Regions from separate parts of the Mus musculus genome. Here all the other regions are linked to region 2. Evidence: chromatin loops called from intact Hi-C (ENCODE). Cell type or tissue: left cerebral cortex. All regions are shown on one strand. Region 1 holds the start of Taf1 (TATA-box binding protein associated factor 1). Region 2 holds the start of Nono (non-POU-domain-containing, octamer binding protein). Region 3 holds the start of Ogt (O-linked N-acetylglucosamine (GlcNAc) transferase (UDP-N-acetylglucosamine:polypeptide-N-acetylglucosaminyl transferase)).

What was found. Peaks named below come from ENCODE experiments on the same cell type or tissue, not always from the same donor. Only the 100,000 strongest peaks of a DNase experiment are listed, where the experiment ranks them.
Region 1: it touches region 2 in a loop (2.2-fold over the local background); 2 of 42 quality-filtered maps call a loop at or near these places.
Region 3: a loop joins it to region 2, with 2.2 times the contacts of the local background. A loop is called at or near these places in 3 of 42 quality-filtered maps.

What each region holds. Positions count from the first base shown.
Region 1 is chrX:101,529,980-101,534,979 of GRCm38, forward strand. It overlaps Taf1 (TATA-box binding protein associated factor 1), which reads left to right and starts at 2,756. Exons shown (of 39, transcript NM_001290729.1): 1 at 2,756-3,022; 2 at 3,516-3,630; 3 at 3,766-3,882. The coding sequence starts at 2,843. In left cerebral cortex, no CTCF peak of the experiment used is centred here; a DNase peak (open chromatin) is centred at 2,640; H3K4me3 peaks cover 1,389 bases; H3K27ac peaks cover 713 bases.
Region 2 is chrX:101,427,252-101,432,251 of GRCm38, forward strand. It overlaps Nono (non-POU-domain-containing, octamer binding protein), which reads left to right and starts at 2,400. Exons shown (of 12, transcript NM_023144.2): 1 at 2,400-2,511; 2 at 3,242-3,301. In left cerebral cortex, CTCF peaks have their summits at 716 (motif pointing right), 2,103 and 2,302; DNase peaks (open chromatin) are centred at 616 and 2,282; H3K4me3 peaks cover 2,024 bases; H3K27ac peaks cover 1,451 bases.
Region 3 is chrX:101,636,922-101,641,921 of GRCm38, forward strand. It overlaps Ogt (O-linked N-acetylglucosamine (GlcNAc) transferase (UDP-N-acetylglucosamine:polypeptide-N-acetylglucosaminyl transferase)), which reads left to right and starts at 3,130. Exons shown (of 22, transcript NM_139144.4): 1 at 3,130-3,401. The coding sequence starts at 3,365. In left cerebral cortex, no CTCF peak of the experiment used is centred here; DNase peaks (open chromatin) are centred at 62, 2,698, 3,085, 3,946 and 1 more place; H3K4me3 peaks cover 2,643 bases; H3K27ac peaks cover 2,816 bases.

The sequences.
Region 1 (5,000 bases), 100 kb after region 2:
AAAATCAAACGGGGATCCAGGTGTGGGGCTACACACTTGTAATTTCAGCTATCTGTTTAGCTGAGATAGGACCCGGAGCTCCAGGTCAGCCTTGGCAATTTAGAGAGATCCTGCCTCAACATAAATTTTAAAAAATGTTTGTAGCTTAGTGCTAGAGAATTCTCTAGTATGTATAGGTTCCATGTTCTATCCATAGCAATGCAAAAAACAAATAAGGGACTGAAGAGATGGGTCAAGGTTTAGAGGACCCATGTTACATTTCTCAGCATCCACATGGTGACATAGTGGCTCAAAACCATCTGTAACTTCAGTTCTGAGGGACCTTCTTGCCTCTGAGAGCTTCAGGCATGCACATGGTATACAGATATACATGTGGATATGTGTGTGTGTGTGTTTAAATAAATAAAAACACAGAGCGGAAAGATGGCTCCGTGATTAAGAATGGTTTCATGGCCTCCTATCAGTAGCCAGCACTCACATGGGATCTGACAATTTATTCTGGCCTCTATGGCATCATATATGCATTGAGTACATAAAAACTATGCATCTACACAAATACCTGTAAAAAGAAATCTCTTTACAAAAATCAAACAAAAGCAAAACAAGCAAAACACACAAAAAGAGAAAGGGTCTGGAGAGAAGGTTCAGCGGTGAAGAGTGCTTGCTCTTGCAAAGAAACTGGGTTCACTTTCCAGAACTCACAGGACAACTTCCAGCTGTCTGTGACTCGAGTTACAGAGGATCCAATGGCCTCCTCTAGCCTCTGAAATCACCAGGTACACACACAGTGCACAAACATATTCAACAAAACATTCATATGCAAAAAAGACATTCATACACACAAAATAAAAATAAGTAAATCTTAAATTAGGAAGGGGCAGAGTATGAGTTTTAATGCATCATCATTATTTTGTTTTTTGAGACAGGGTTCAGTTCCCACCACACGCATGGCAGCTCACAACTGTCTGTAGTTGGCAGTTCCAGGGTATCTGACAGTGGCAAGCCAAGGCATATAGAATAAAGAGTGCGAGAGCTTTCTGTACAGTGGTGGCGCACGCACACCTTTAATCCCAGCACTCAGGAGGCAGAGGCAGGTGGATTTCTGAGTTCGAGGCCAGCCTGGTCTATAAAGTGAGTTCCAGGACAGCCAGGGCTGTGATAGCTTCCTGTTCTTCCTGAATCCAGTTTCTACTACTCAACATCAAGCAGCTCCAACTCCAGAGGCAGTCAACAGTTCTGGCCTCTGTGAACAACTGCACTTCAGTGCATATACCCGTGCACAGACACATACAGATCATTTCAAAAATAAATCTTAAAAAAAGAAAATGTCCCCATGTATATACTAAAGAGAGGTGATCAAATATAATCGCACGACTGAACTTGTTGGCAGAGACCTATAATTTCAGTTAGTTGGGAAGCAAAGAATGGAAAATTCAAGGCCTGGCCCAGGAAACTTAAGTGGGACTCTGCCTCAGAACAAACTAAACATGAACAAGCAAACAGGCACAAAAAATGCAAAGTAGGAACTCTGAACAGATCCTCGGTTTGGCCACAGTGAAGATGCTCCAATTCAAACAAGTCTGTGTGCCACCATGGTGATCTGAAACATGAAATATGTCCTCAGGATGGGGCTCCGGGGTTGGTGGCAGATATGTTACCTACAGAGGCACCTCACTGGTTCAATATGTCTATTTACACAAATATATAGAGTACTTAAAAAACTTTTTTTTAAAGATAGGGTTTCCCCTAGTAGCCTGGAGCTTAACTATGTATACTATGCTGGTCTTACAGAGACAATTCTTTTTTTTTTTTTTTTTTTTTTTTTTTTTTAGTTATTTCGAGACAGGGTTTCTCTGTGTAGCCCTGGCTGTCCTGGAACTCACTTTGTAGACCAGGCTGGACTCAAACTCAGAAATCCGCCTGTCTCTGCCTCCCGAGTGCTGGGATTAAAGGCGTGCGCCACCACTGCCCGGTTCAGAGACACTTCTACCTCAGGTTTCCATTCCTGGCAAAATAAGGTTATTTTTTAAGTACAGGGAATTGAATCTATGTTGGCCAGTGAGCTGTATCCCAGCCTTGTATATTTCTGTCTCTCTTTCACTTTCTCTCCCCTCTTCAACCCCCCCCCCCTTCTCCCACTCGGTTTCTTTCTTCTCTCCATGCTTTTACACATTTACACACATATATACATACATACACACACACATATATATGCATATATGTGTATGTATATATATATATATATATATACATATATATATATATATATATAGTGCTGGGAATCATATGTGCGCTTAAAAAAACTATGAAAATGTTTAATGTTTGTGAATCTTGAAGTTTCGGTTGCTCATTTTACTAAGCTTAACATTTTACCATGGGAAAATGTAAATTCAAAATAAGTAAGTAGCAGTCGTCCCCCTATCACAATTCATAGTAATGTTCCTTTGGGGAACGGCACAAACCGGAAAAGACGGCTCAAATCATTATTGTGTAGTGTGTACTGTAGCCGGTGACGCGCGGTTTCCAGAGGTCGTAGGTCACGCCGCCTCAGATCTACTTTCTTATTGGAGAAAAATCTGCCGCTCTTACCATAGCAACCAGAACGGACCCGCGCAGTTGATGGGCGGGACTGGTTTGTTTGACCAATCACCTTCCAGTTATCCAGCCTGATCTTGGGCGGACCAATCAAACACATCAAAGGAAGTAGCCATCCCGACATCAAAGGATCACGTAGGACGGCCCATCCTTCCCCCCTTTTTTTCAACTTCCGGTAGCCTCTGGTTGGGTCAGGGAGCGCTGCAAGTCACCCGTGTGCGACTGACGTATTTTTTCTTTCCCGCCCATGGGCCCGGGGTGGGCTGGGCTGCTGCAGGACAAGGGTGGCGGTAGCCCTTCCGTCGTCATGTCCGACACAGACAGCGACGAAGAGTCGGCTGGTGGAGGCCCATTTTCTCTAACTGGGTTCCTGTTCGGCAACATCAATGGAGCAGGGCAGTTGGAAGGCGAAAGCGTCTTGGATGACGTGAGTCGTGGGCCTGGGGCGGCGGGTGCTGTGGCTAGGGAGAACTGGAGACAGCGCGAGAGGGCTCAACTCGGAGGAAGGACGAAGAGGAAAAGTCTTAAGTGTCAGTCACTGATGCTGAGGTGTTGGCTTCGAAGGTAACATTCTCCTTGCCTGGTAGGAAAGATAATAGTTAACTCTAGTAAGGTTATCAGAACCGCCACTGTGGAAGGCCTTCTTAAAGACCCTTGGAACTCTGCTTTTTCTGGCTTTTGCTGATCCTAATGGCTCCAAAGCCAGGACTACGGATGGAACGTGTGTTGTTCGGAACTGATCTGTATGGAATTTAGCAGATTTCCTATATAGTTCTTGAATGTGATGTTTCTTTGAGCAGCACTTCATGAAATAATTTCTCAGATGGATTTGTGACTTTGTTATGAGCAAGGGAAATATACTTGTGTAGGACCTTCAGGTTTAGTTGTTATTTTCGACCCTCATGCTGTCCCCTTTTCAGGAGTGCAAGAAGCATCTTGCGGGCTTGGGGGCTTTGGGTCTTGGCAGCCTGATCACTGAACTCACAGCAAATGAAGAATTGTCCGGGAGTGATGGTGCCCTGGTAAATGATGAAGGTAAAGTGTGGGCCATGGGGAGGACAGTGTGGGTGGGGGGAGGAGATTAGCCTGTTGTACGCTTTTCAGTGGGGATTTTCTAAGGAAGTGATAATTACTTGCTTTCTCTTGAGACGTCTCCCTTTTTATCCATAGGATGGATTAGGAGTAGAGAGGATGCTGTGGACTATTCTGACATCAACGAGGTGGCAGAAGATGAAAGTAGAAGATACCAGCAGACAATGGGAAGCTTGCAACCCCTTTGCCACACAGGTGATTCTCTCTCCGCCCCCCCCCCCCCTTCTTGTTTTCTAGCAATGGGTCTTTCAACATAGCCCTGCCTGACCTGGAACTCATTATGCATGCAAGATTGTCCCAAACTCATAGAGATGCATTTGCCTCTGTTTCCCAAGTGCTAGGATTAGACATGTTCCCCACTACGCTTGGTATTCTTTAATGTTGCAAAATTGGCAGTTTAGTACATTTTCTTCCTGAATAAGTCTGTTTTGGGCTCTGTCTTGTATATTTAATCTCTGCCATTGTTCTTGCCTGCCAATACATTTGCTCTGTATGCTGTTTCCACTGTCAATTCAGTGCCAAGTAGTAGGTATTCTCTTACCAAATTCAAGCTTTTATTTTTATAATGTTCGGTCTCAAATTGTTGATTAATGACAAGGGTGAAAATGATTTCTTGTCATCTCATATATTTTAGTGCCTGTAGATTTGATATAACTATTCTTATATGCTTTTCAAAGTTAAAGATGAAAACAAACCCACTCTTTGCCCTTAAGATTTTAAGATTAAGAAGGGTTATGTTTATAATCTCATGTCAATGAGCAAATGTATTTTGACTCAAATCATTCCCCTATTATACTTCTTTTTCTTCAAAACATAAGTATTTTCCCTGCTGTATTTTAGAATAACAGTCTCAGAATCGGAAGAGGTTTATTTGTTTGGCCTCTGCCTCTGGAGTGTTGGGATTAAAGTCTTGTATCACCACACTCTGCTTTTATTTTCTATTTTTGAAACTTTTAGGCCTCAAAATTGATTACGTAGCTGAGGTTTGTTTTGGAACTCCTTTGATATTCCTGCTTCTACCTATCAAGTTTTGGGATTATAGACATTCGTAACTTGGGAGAGATTTTTAAAATTTTTATTTATTATTTATTATATGTAAGTACAATGTAGCTGTCTTCAGACACTCCAGAATAGGGAGTCAGATCTCATTATAGATGGTTGTGAGCCACCATGTGGTTGCTGGGATTTGAACTCTGGACCTTCGGAAGAGTAGTCAGGTGCTCTTACCCACTGAGCCATCTCACCAGCCTGGGAGAGATTTTATTATTTCTTTTTTTGTTCACTTTTGTTTCATATTCATAATTTCATTAGCT
Region 2 (5,000 bases):
CAAATCTCCCTGGGATCAAGGGCCTCCCATCCTCTGCTACATATGTATCTGGAGCCAAAGATCCCTTTAGGTATACTCCTTGGTTGGTGGTCTAGTCTGGTTGGTTTGTTTTTTAAGGCAGAGTTTCTCTGTAGGTCCTGACTGTTCTGGAACTCACTCTGAGACTAGGCTGGCCTCAAACTGAGAGACTGTCTACCTCTGCCTCCCAAGTGTTGGGATTAAAGACATACACCACAACTGGGTTATGCCTGAATATATGTATGTTGTGGATCGCAAGCCTGCAGGAGCCTGAAGAGGTCAGAAGAGGTGTTAGATGCCCTGAAACTAGTTACAAATAGTTGTGAACTGCCATGTGTCTGCTAGGAATGTAAGCAGCTCCTCTGCAAAAGCAGTACGTGCTCTTAACTCCTAAGCCATCTTTCCAGGCCCCGTGTTACTATTTTTTCCAAGAAAATCATTGCATACAAAAAGTCACAGCTGGGGCTTCAGGGATAGCTCAGAGGTTAAGAGCACTGGACCTAGGTTGGATTCCCAAACTTGCATGGTGGCTATCTGTAACTCCAGTTCTAGGGATCCACCATTGTCTTCTGTCCTCCTTAGGCACTACATGCACTTACATACATGCAGACAAAATACACACATAAAATAATTAAAACAGTCCATGTGTCTGTGGACTACATGCATGTATTACCATCAGAAGCCAGAAGAGGGCGTCAGATCTCCTGGAAACTGGAGTCCCAGCCAGCCACCAATGGGAGCTGGGGTAGGTACCCTAGTCCTCTGGAAGAACAGTCAGCACTCTTTACTGCTGAGCCATCTCTCCAGTCCCCATTAAATCTTTTTTGAAAACAGAAAGGGTCATGGTTTAGAAAGTATTCACCTTTTAAATCATGTATACATATACATGTATGTGTAATTTTGTTGTTATTGTTTTGTGTTGAGACAGAGTCTTAGGTACTGGATACCTTGCTACTCACTGTGTAGTCCAGGGTGGCCTTCTGGGCAAGGAGGCTCCTTTTTCAGCCTCCTGAGTACAGAAGTTAAAGGCTTAATCATTTCTGTTTGATTGTGACAGTCATACGTAGTAAACAGCTGTCATAATTGGATAGTGGATATAGGAGATCAGTAGTAGGGCTGAAACTTCATACTGAAGGGCATTATCTGATCTTGATCCCCCCCATTTTCTTTTTTCATAATAATGTGCTATCTTATCTCAAAGAATTTGGGAACCATTGGGATAAATATACCCACTATAGTAAGTTGTAGCCATATGTTGATGCACACGCACACGCAAACGGGGTGGATTGGGTAGAATATAGCTAGTCTCTACTACTGTATTGAATGGTGCCACAGAACCTTCCCAACATTGTAAGAGGCTTATTAGACAGCACAGTTCCATATCATTGTATCCCCATACAAGGTATAGGTAATGCCTATTGAGATAATCTGCCATCAGGAGTATGAATTAATTACTGAGGATTAACTACTGGTGCCTATCTATTGAACCTTGTAATCCTTGGTTAACCGCCTGGGAGAGCTAGGCATTATGGAATAACGAAGGTTATTATTACCTGATAGGCCTCCTATGGGATAAAGAGTAGGTCTGATGTGAAGACCTCCAACATACTGGTTCAGGCACCGCCGACCAACCTGTTGAGTCTCTCTGCGATGGGAACCTTAGTCTGTTTGGCCTATCGGGTTCTCTGGTTACTATGGAAATGGTGCTAGTCACAGTTCTGGGTAATCACTGAGCTTAAAGTGTCAAAATCGTTTGCCCTCCTGCCTGTTTCTACAATCATGTCCATTTCAGTTACACTTCCCAAACATACCCAGCACTGAGAAAGGAAACTAAAACTGTATAGGGTGTCAGGGTAGACGCTTTGAGGAAGTGTGGAAAAAAAGAAACATGGCGGGGCACATTTTTTTTTTTCAGTAGCAAACGGCTAGCTCTACCACATAGAATACAATGACATTGTTAGTCTTAATTTTGCACAGGCGCAGTGCATAAATTCTCAGCACACGCCTACGTGCACATTTTCCCCCCTTTTCGCTCCGATCTTCCTCTCGCACAAGTTCTCTTCTCTCCTCCTCCCACCGCTAGGTTTTCAGTCCTTCCGTAGGGCCGGGTGAGCCTCTCCTTCCGACCCCCTACCTTCCACTGCTGGCTCCCCCTCCCCCTTCCTTTTCCGTCTTGTGCTCGGCGCCTCTAGTGCATGCGCATAAGCTACGAAGCCTCGCTCTTTGTCCCCATCTGTCGTTCACACGAACCCAAGGCTTTGACAGTCGGTAGCCAATAAACGTTAAGAAATGGCGGACTAATGAGACTTTCTCGGGAGATAAACTTTGACTGGCAGTTCACATAGCCAATCGGGAATCCAAAATTGACCCCCCCCCCCCTCGGGAGGTACCGAGCTCCGTCGGCTCGTTTCCGGCGGTCGCGCGCTCTTTTCTCGGGACGGTGGAGGCCGTGCAGCGTCGCCCATACTCCGAGCAAAGAACTGTGGCCAGAGGGTGAGTTTGGGGATGGCTCTTTGGTTGCTTAGGGATGCGGTGGGGCTTCCTGCGACACTCTGGAAAGGGAGGGGTTGGGGCGAGGCCGAGTTTGCACACGGGCTATGGGTTCCGAAGGCCCGGGAGGCCTTTCCCCCTCCGCACAAGGCCTTCGCAGCCCACCCATGGGGGCCAGAGCGCTCCCTGCTCCCCGCCGCGGGCATTAGCCAATGCTTTTCTTGCTTCCTTGCCCAGACTCTTTGTGCTGCTCACCCCCAATTTTAGTGGCCCTAAGTTGTTGGCTTCTTGAACGCCCTGGGCCACAGGGTGTGGGGTCTATTATACTAAGGCCCTGAAGTCGAGGTTAGAGGAGGAGGCGCTTTGCTTTGTCGGATGCTCCTCCCTAGCCTTTCAAGGCCATTAATTCCTAGAGGGCCTGTGGGGCCCCTGGAGCTATGGATTTTTTGTTGTTGTTGTTTTGTTATTTGAAACGAAAGTGGGAAGTTTGCTAGTTCAGACCCCTTGGCTTTTGGTGCTAAGTTCATGAAACACCCTCCACCCCACCCTTGCACGCGCGCGCGCGCGCGCCTTTTTTCCGAACCCCTTGCTCCTTAAGCTTTTCCTAGGCATTTGTAGGCATCGCTTTTCTAAATTAAAAAAAAATGTTGCTTTCTGTGGCATTACTTTCGAGTATTTTTCACTTTGCGGACGTCTTACTGTAAGCTGACACCTTTCTTTGTGTTTTTAACAGCAGTCGAGGTTAGTGAGGACTGCGAGGCAGACACTTTGCTGTGTTCAAATCCAAGTCAAGGTAGGTGCAGGAGGTAGGGTCATCAGGTAAAGTGCAGGATGCTTAACTAATACAGATTTTACAGATGAGAAATTAATTTGGGGGGCACTTTTCATGTTATTTAAGCTAAACCGTTTTTAGAATCTGAAACTAAAATGTGACTGAGTGGTGTGGGTTTTTTTTTTTGTTGTTGTTTTGTTTTTATAACCCCTAATTATGGCTGTTCTAATAGGGGTTAGTGCTTAAATTTATGTTTGTCCACTTCATTGTTTTTTAAATAAAAAGTCCTAAGAAACTCAGCCGCCTTTACCGTGATTGTATTCTACAGCTTTAACAGTCGCCCACCAGGCAACCATATCAGCCTAGCAAGTTCACACTGGATTTCTCTAGCAGTTTTTCATTTAGTAATTTGACTCTTCTAAAATTGAGAGGACCTTGATTTAGATTTCAGATACCTGTGATTAATATGGTCCTGAACATGTCTGCAGGTATATCACACACAGTAGCTATAGTCTCTTTCATTGTGGTTAATCTTAGGACGTGATAGGAGACAGAAATCCTAACTGCTGATCTCTGTAGTTAGGGTTTGGTAAGTTTATTTCTGCAAAATTATATTATTGCATTTAACATAGGAACATTTCTTTCATGCTTGGTACTTGCTGTGTATACAGTGGTAATTTAGATTCTTTGGGCAGTGCTAACCTTCCTTGGTAAATGGAAACTTATGGAGAAGACTACATGGAAGGGAAAGATTTTGAAATCTGTCACCATGGGGATTTTTATTCAAAAACAAATAAAATAAATTTGGTTGTTACACGTTATCCATGCACTCAGGAGGCAGAGGCAGGTGGATTTCTGAGTTCCAGGACAACCAAGGCTACACAGAGAAAGAGAGAAACCCTGTGTGTGGGGGGGGGGGGGAAGAAAGAAAGAAAACAAGTTCTCCATGGTCAGACATGGTGGCAGAGGCAGATGGACCTCTGAGAGTTAAAGGCCAACCTGGAGTACAGAGTTCCAGGACAGCTAAGGCTATGCTGCGAGATTGGGTCGAAAGGAAGGAAAAAAGAAAGAAAGAGAAAGATTCAATTGTTGGGTGTTTATACTTTTTCTATATTGACAAGTTAGGGAGAATCTGATGATGACATTCTGTTTAACAGTCCTGTTTCTTTTTCTTTCTTTTCTTTTTTCTTTTTTTTTTTTCCTCCCGAGACAGGGTTTCTCTGTGTAGCCCTGTCTGTCCTGGAACTCGCTCTATAGACTGGCCTTGAACTCAGAAATCCTGCCTCTGCCTCCCAAGTGCTGGGATCAAAGGTGTGCGCCACCACTGTCCAGCTTTTACATTCCTATTTCTTTTTTTTTAAAGATTTATTTATTTTTTTATGTATATGAATACACTGTAGCTGTACAGATGGTTGTGAGCCATCATGTGGTTGCTGGGAATTGAACTCAGGCCCTCTGCTCACTCTGGCCCACAGATTTATTTATTATTATATGTAAGTACACTTTAGCTGTCTTCAGGCACACCAGAAGAGGGCGTCAGGTTTTGTTACAGATGGTTATGAGCCACCATGTGGTTGCTGGGATTTGAACTCAGGACCTTTGGAAGAGCAATCAGTGATCTTAGCCGCTGAGCTGATCACTCTCCAGCCCTACTACATTCCTATTTCTTGAGACTAGGAATGGTAGTTTCCTTTTTGGAGCAAACGCTTCATCGTTCCTG
Region 3 (5,000 bases), 210 kb after region 2:
AAGGTTTTGACTTCTCACTTTTTGTTTTGTTCTCTTTTTGAAGAGGATCCCACATTGTAGCGCAGCCTAATCTGGAACTCATTTACGTAGCCCTGGGTGGAGCCAGGAGGATCACCTCAACGTCCCAAGTGCTGAAATTCCAGGCCCTAAGGACCAAGATCAGGTTCAGCTTTCCTTTCATTTTGATGTGCCTTATCATAGAGGTTATAGATCAAGAAAGCAAGTGATGATTAAAGAGGGAGGGGGACCTAACTGGCCTTTGAGTCCTGATATCTTTATTTTTCTCAAATCTTTAAAGCCTACTGGCGCCAGAGAGGAAAAGTACTCCCCCTGGGCTGAGCTCCAGAGGGTGCCTTCCTAGGCCTCTCTCGGCTTTTGTTTTGCAGAGCAGTTTCCCAATGTATCTCTAAGGCTTTAGACATTACAGCTGTGTTGGTTTTTCCTCCCTGTTTTCACTGTTGTTTTTCCAGCTGGCTACTGTTTTCAGCCCAGCAGCCACCAAGTAAGAAATTCTCAGTTCCCAAGTTCACTGGCTATGTTGGTTATACGACCACAAACCAGTTTGGTTTTCTTTAATCTTATTCCAAGTTGAAAAAGAAAAAAAAAAAATGGGGGAGGCCAGTGAGGTGGCTCAGGAGGCAAAGGAGCTTGTTGTTCGAGCCTTCAGTCCCCAAATGTGGAGAGAATCCTACAAAGTTTTCCTTTGACTTCCACACGCATACCGTCGCATTCACACTGTGGCACACTCCCCACCCCCCATAACAATAATAAATACACTACAATATTTTTGGAAGTTTTTTTCTTCCTTTCTGGGAGGATTTCAAGACCAGTTTTCTTTCTTGTGACTGGGTACCGAATCCAAGGGGCTCTCTCCACGCATCTAGAGAGCCTGCGGTGCAGTGTCAATGCATTCTGTTCAGCTTCATTTATCTTTTGGGACAATCTTCCAGTGACTGCAGCTGGGTGCACATCTCCAGCGCTTGCTCATGGCATTGCTTCAAAAAGGATGCTTTAAATGAACAGACTCCAGGGGGATGCTACAGGATAGATAGGAAACTGTTGCACGGTAAATGGTGTTAGAGTAGTGGAGTTTGGAATTAGAATGGAAGCAGTTGATGTATTTTACAAAGGACTACAAATTTCAAATTGCTGCATAAAAAAGGAAAAGAGAAAAAGAGTAACTAGAAGAAAAAAAATGAAAGGAGCACAGAAGCACCCCACTCCCCGCATTGCCCAGTACCAGCCTCTGTCTTCAGACCCCCTCTAGTCTGAGGTTCCCTTTCCAGACAATAGATCAAATGGGCTTCATTAAAATAACCCTCGGTATTCTTATTAAGCAGCATTTTGGGTCTACCTAAGCATATTGGAACTCCTTGAGGGCAAAGAGTTTGTCTTTTTCATTTTATGTTTGCCACAGTGCCTCGGATATAGAGATTTTAGTAAATGTTAATTTGTTGGCTGAAGAAGTTAGGCTTGACTGGTAAATCCCTGGAACCAAACCTCCAAGATCCTATTATTGGAGGCTCCTGGACCAATTCCTTGAAGGAGTTTTCCTTCCTGAGCTACATGAGCCTCACAATCCAATTTTTTCATAGCAGCGTGAGACTCCTTTCAGATGAGGGAACCCCAGATCAGTTTTCTATGAGTCAAATAGCTGTCCGACTGGGAGCATGACCTGACATTTAACGACTTTTTACTTAATTAACTATCACGCACTAATCAAGAAGGCCTAAACATCTGCTAGTAGAATCTGAGTTGCCTTTCTTAATGAGGAAAAGCTGAGTTCTTTCAACAAAGGTGGATCACTTGGTGGGTTTGGGGCTTGCCAGGTGTATCAAATGAAAAGATAAGGCCAATCAATATCCAGGAGAGTTTGAATGGCAAGCTTTCTTTTTTACTACATGTTGTGGTTCTGTGGGGCAGAAGAAATGAACAATATTATCAACTTTTTCTGCACTCATAATCCAAAGTTCATAGGTTGTTTGGCAATCTCAAGAAACTGAAACAGCCTTTGAGGATTTGTTTTTTATTTCACCAAGGAGCTAGACAGCAAACATTTTTACACAAGCTCACTAATTTTTCCTAGATCAAAGAGTTTTGAAACGGAAAGACTCTAAGAGAGCTAACTGTAGTCCCCAGTGGCTTGTAATAATCACTTAGTGACGTGTCTTAAAACTGTCAAGGAACAAGGCAGGAAATATAAATTAATAACAATGTGACAAAAATGTCCAAACACTGGGCTTGAAACCGTAAGAGGATCCAAAGAGCTGTTTTGTCAAAGGAAGGCAATTGGAAATTCATTGTAGTTGTGTGGTTTAGGAAGAAGGCAAAGGAACACAGTTTGCTTTGTTGAATTGCCTTAAGCTCCAAGGCATTTGCAGTCCTTAATGATTCTGACGAAACAAGGTCACAATTCAGGATCAGGAATTTTGAGGAAAAAGGCATCCTCTTTAACATTTCTGTGGTTGCTTTTGACATGCAAACTCCTAGCATTTACCCTGTTACCATCCCGAATCTCACAAACGATTTTGAATTTTAGGGTTATATGGTTCAAATCGAACACATTTGGGTTCACTCAGCTCAGGGAGACTGTCCGTTTTTCTCATCAAAGTACTTAAATTCATGGGTGGAGTCTGAATCAAAAAGCATTCAAATCGAACCGGCTCCCCCATTGTTTTGAACAGCCCCGTCTCTGAAACGCAAATATTCGCGTTTACTTGCTTAGAACTAACACGTTGGTCGTGTAAACTACCCTTTTCTGTTGAATGGAGTTAATTAAACTTTTCTAGACGCTCTGACATTCTAACATCGACATCACTGACCAGGTAGTAGACTCGTACTTTAGCGCTTGCCAAAAAAAAAAAAAAAAAAAAAAAAAAAAAAAGTAATCGACGGGCGTTTTTTGCCCTTCCGCCTTGCTCTTAAAAACTTGCTGGCTCTTGCCCCATAGGGAGCCCTTAACCCGGAGTTGCCTAGACAGGGTTGTCGCATGCGCTCTCTACAGTCATGTTTGTCGCAATGGACCTTGGGCGGAAGGTTACGTAAGAGCAAATGACTTTGATTACAGTCACTTGGTCGGTAGTCTTGTTACGCGCTACCTCCGCGGGGTACTTGATTATAACAGAAAGTAGTTCCGGCTTGTGTTGTTTCGGTCGAGGAGCCCTCGCCGCCATTTCAAGACAGTGAGAGGTAGATGTCTACCAAGAGTTCCTAAGATTCGAGTTCAGTATTCTGTGCCGCCCCCTGAGCCCTTCAAAACACTGATACGGCTGCTGCCTTTTTTCTGCTACTTCTAGAACCATTCTTGTCAGTAGTGGCGGCAGTAGAAGTCAATTACCCCTTGTTCTATCTCAAGAAGCTCCAGATGGCGTCTTCCGTGGGCAACGTGGCCGACAGTACAGGTACTAGTGTCCCATTCTACTCTGGCAGACGTCCCTTTGGGGTCTGGCGCCGTCTTGTATCTTTCATTACTTCCCTCTGACCATCCCCATTACATCAGTGGCATTACTGAGCTCTCGAGTTCTACTGCTATCTGATCGGGTTTGGTGCTGCCGTCCGTTCGTAAACATTCTCTAGTTGCTTGCTTGCATTTTGCTTGCTTTGGGGGCTTTTTCGTTGTTGCTTTATCCCATCAGTGTTGTAGCCTTCTCTCTCGGGACGAATCTATAGCACACGTGCGCGCTTAGTGTGTCTTGGAATGGGCTGCATTGGAATCTCTGCAATTTCTGTCTCCCGTCGCAACTGTTTTCTCCCTCAATTTCAGCCCGTCGCTCCCTCCCGTGCGCTTCCACCTCCTCCCCAAAGCCCCTTTCCCTTAGCCACATTTGGTCCTCCTTTGCCAGGCTAGGGCGGGGATGCTATTTCGGTGTAATCCTAGCCTCACTTTGCATCAGGCATGACTAGCGAAGGCTCCTCGGTGTGCTTCCAAGTAGCACCAAGAAGAGCTACTTGAGCCCGCACCCCGCCGGGGCAGCGCCTTGTGTTCTTGGGTTGAGCGGCCCCGATTTAGGTTGGAAATTTCCAGGGGTTCTCTTAGCCATCACCCAATTGCACCCGCTGCCCCAGTACGGAGTTTCCTACCCTGGTCAGCCCTCCCTGCTTGTTGCAACCACACCCTTCCTCTGCGAACGTGCCAGCCCGACAGTCGTTTCTTATCCTCAGGGAAGAAACCACCTCGGTGTGTTGCTTGGCGGCGACCACCCTGCCCGCCCTCCTAATTCTCTTTCTTTGTGTTACTTTCTCTATGTATTCCTCCGCCATGGCCTCTGGGTTTTCATCCCCATTCTTTAGCCCAGTATCTCTTTATCCATAGGGTGTGCATTATTATTTCTTTTTTAAGTTTCCATCCTTGCTTGAAGAGTTTGTAAAGCAACTGGAGTGTAGCTGCACAAGTGCAAAGCGGTTGCCTCTTTTCAACGATGCATCTCCAAGCCTTTGCTACAGAAAATAAGAAAACAACCAAATTGTAGGAGTGTCCTTCAACTGCCTTTCCAGATTGAGGCTGTTTGGGGCGGGAGGGGATGGGGAACCAGGCTGCAGCTCTAAGGTTCCCGAGAGGTTATTGTTTCTCAGTGTCTAGGTTTTAGTTGACGATTTTGAATATTGTGAGATAAATAGATGACTCTAAAATAGTATCTCATCCTTAATAGATGGGAATGGGATCAAGATTTCCACCTTTCTGTTTCCCCATCATGATTTTCAAAAATGTAAGATTCTGTCGTAGGTTTTTGTAAGAACTTGCTCTTTTCTGACTGTTAACTTTATTTGAAGAAATGGTCATTTCCAGTATTAAAAGAGCAGATATGTGACTTTGGAAAGTGATAGGTAATGTGCTAAATTTAGGAGCTAGAAAGTGCTACGTTCTTGTCTAACATGTAATTTTCTAGTTGATCTTCTAGCTCCAACCTCAGATTTGGACACAAATATTTTTGGTCTTTGTTTTTGTGGTTAGCTGTGCAGAAATTGCTCTGGTATGGGAAAGCCTGGCTCAAATTTGAGCT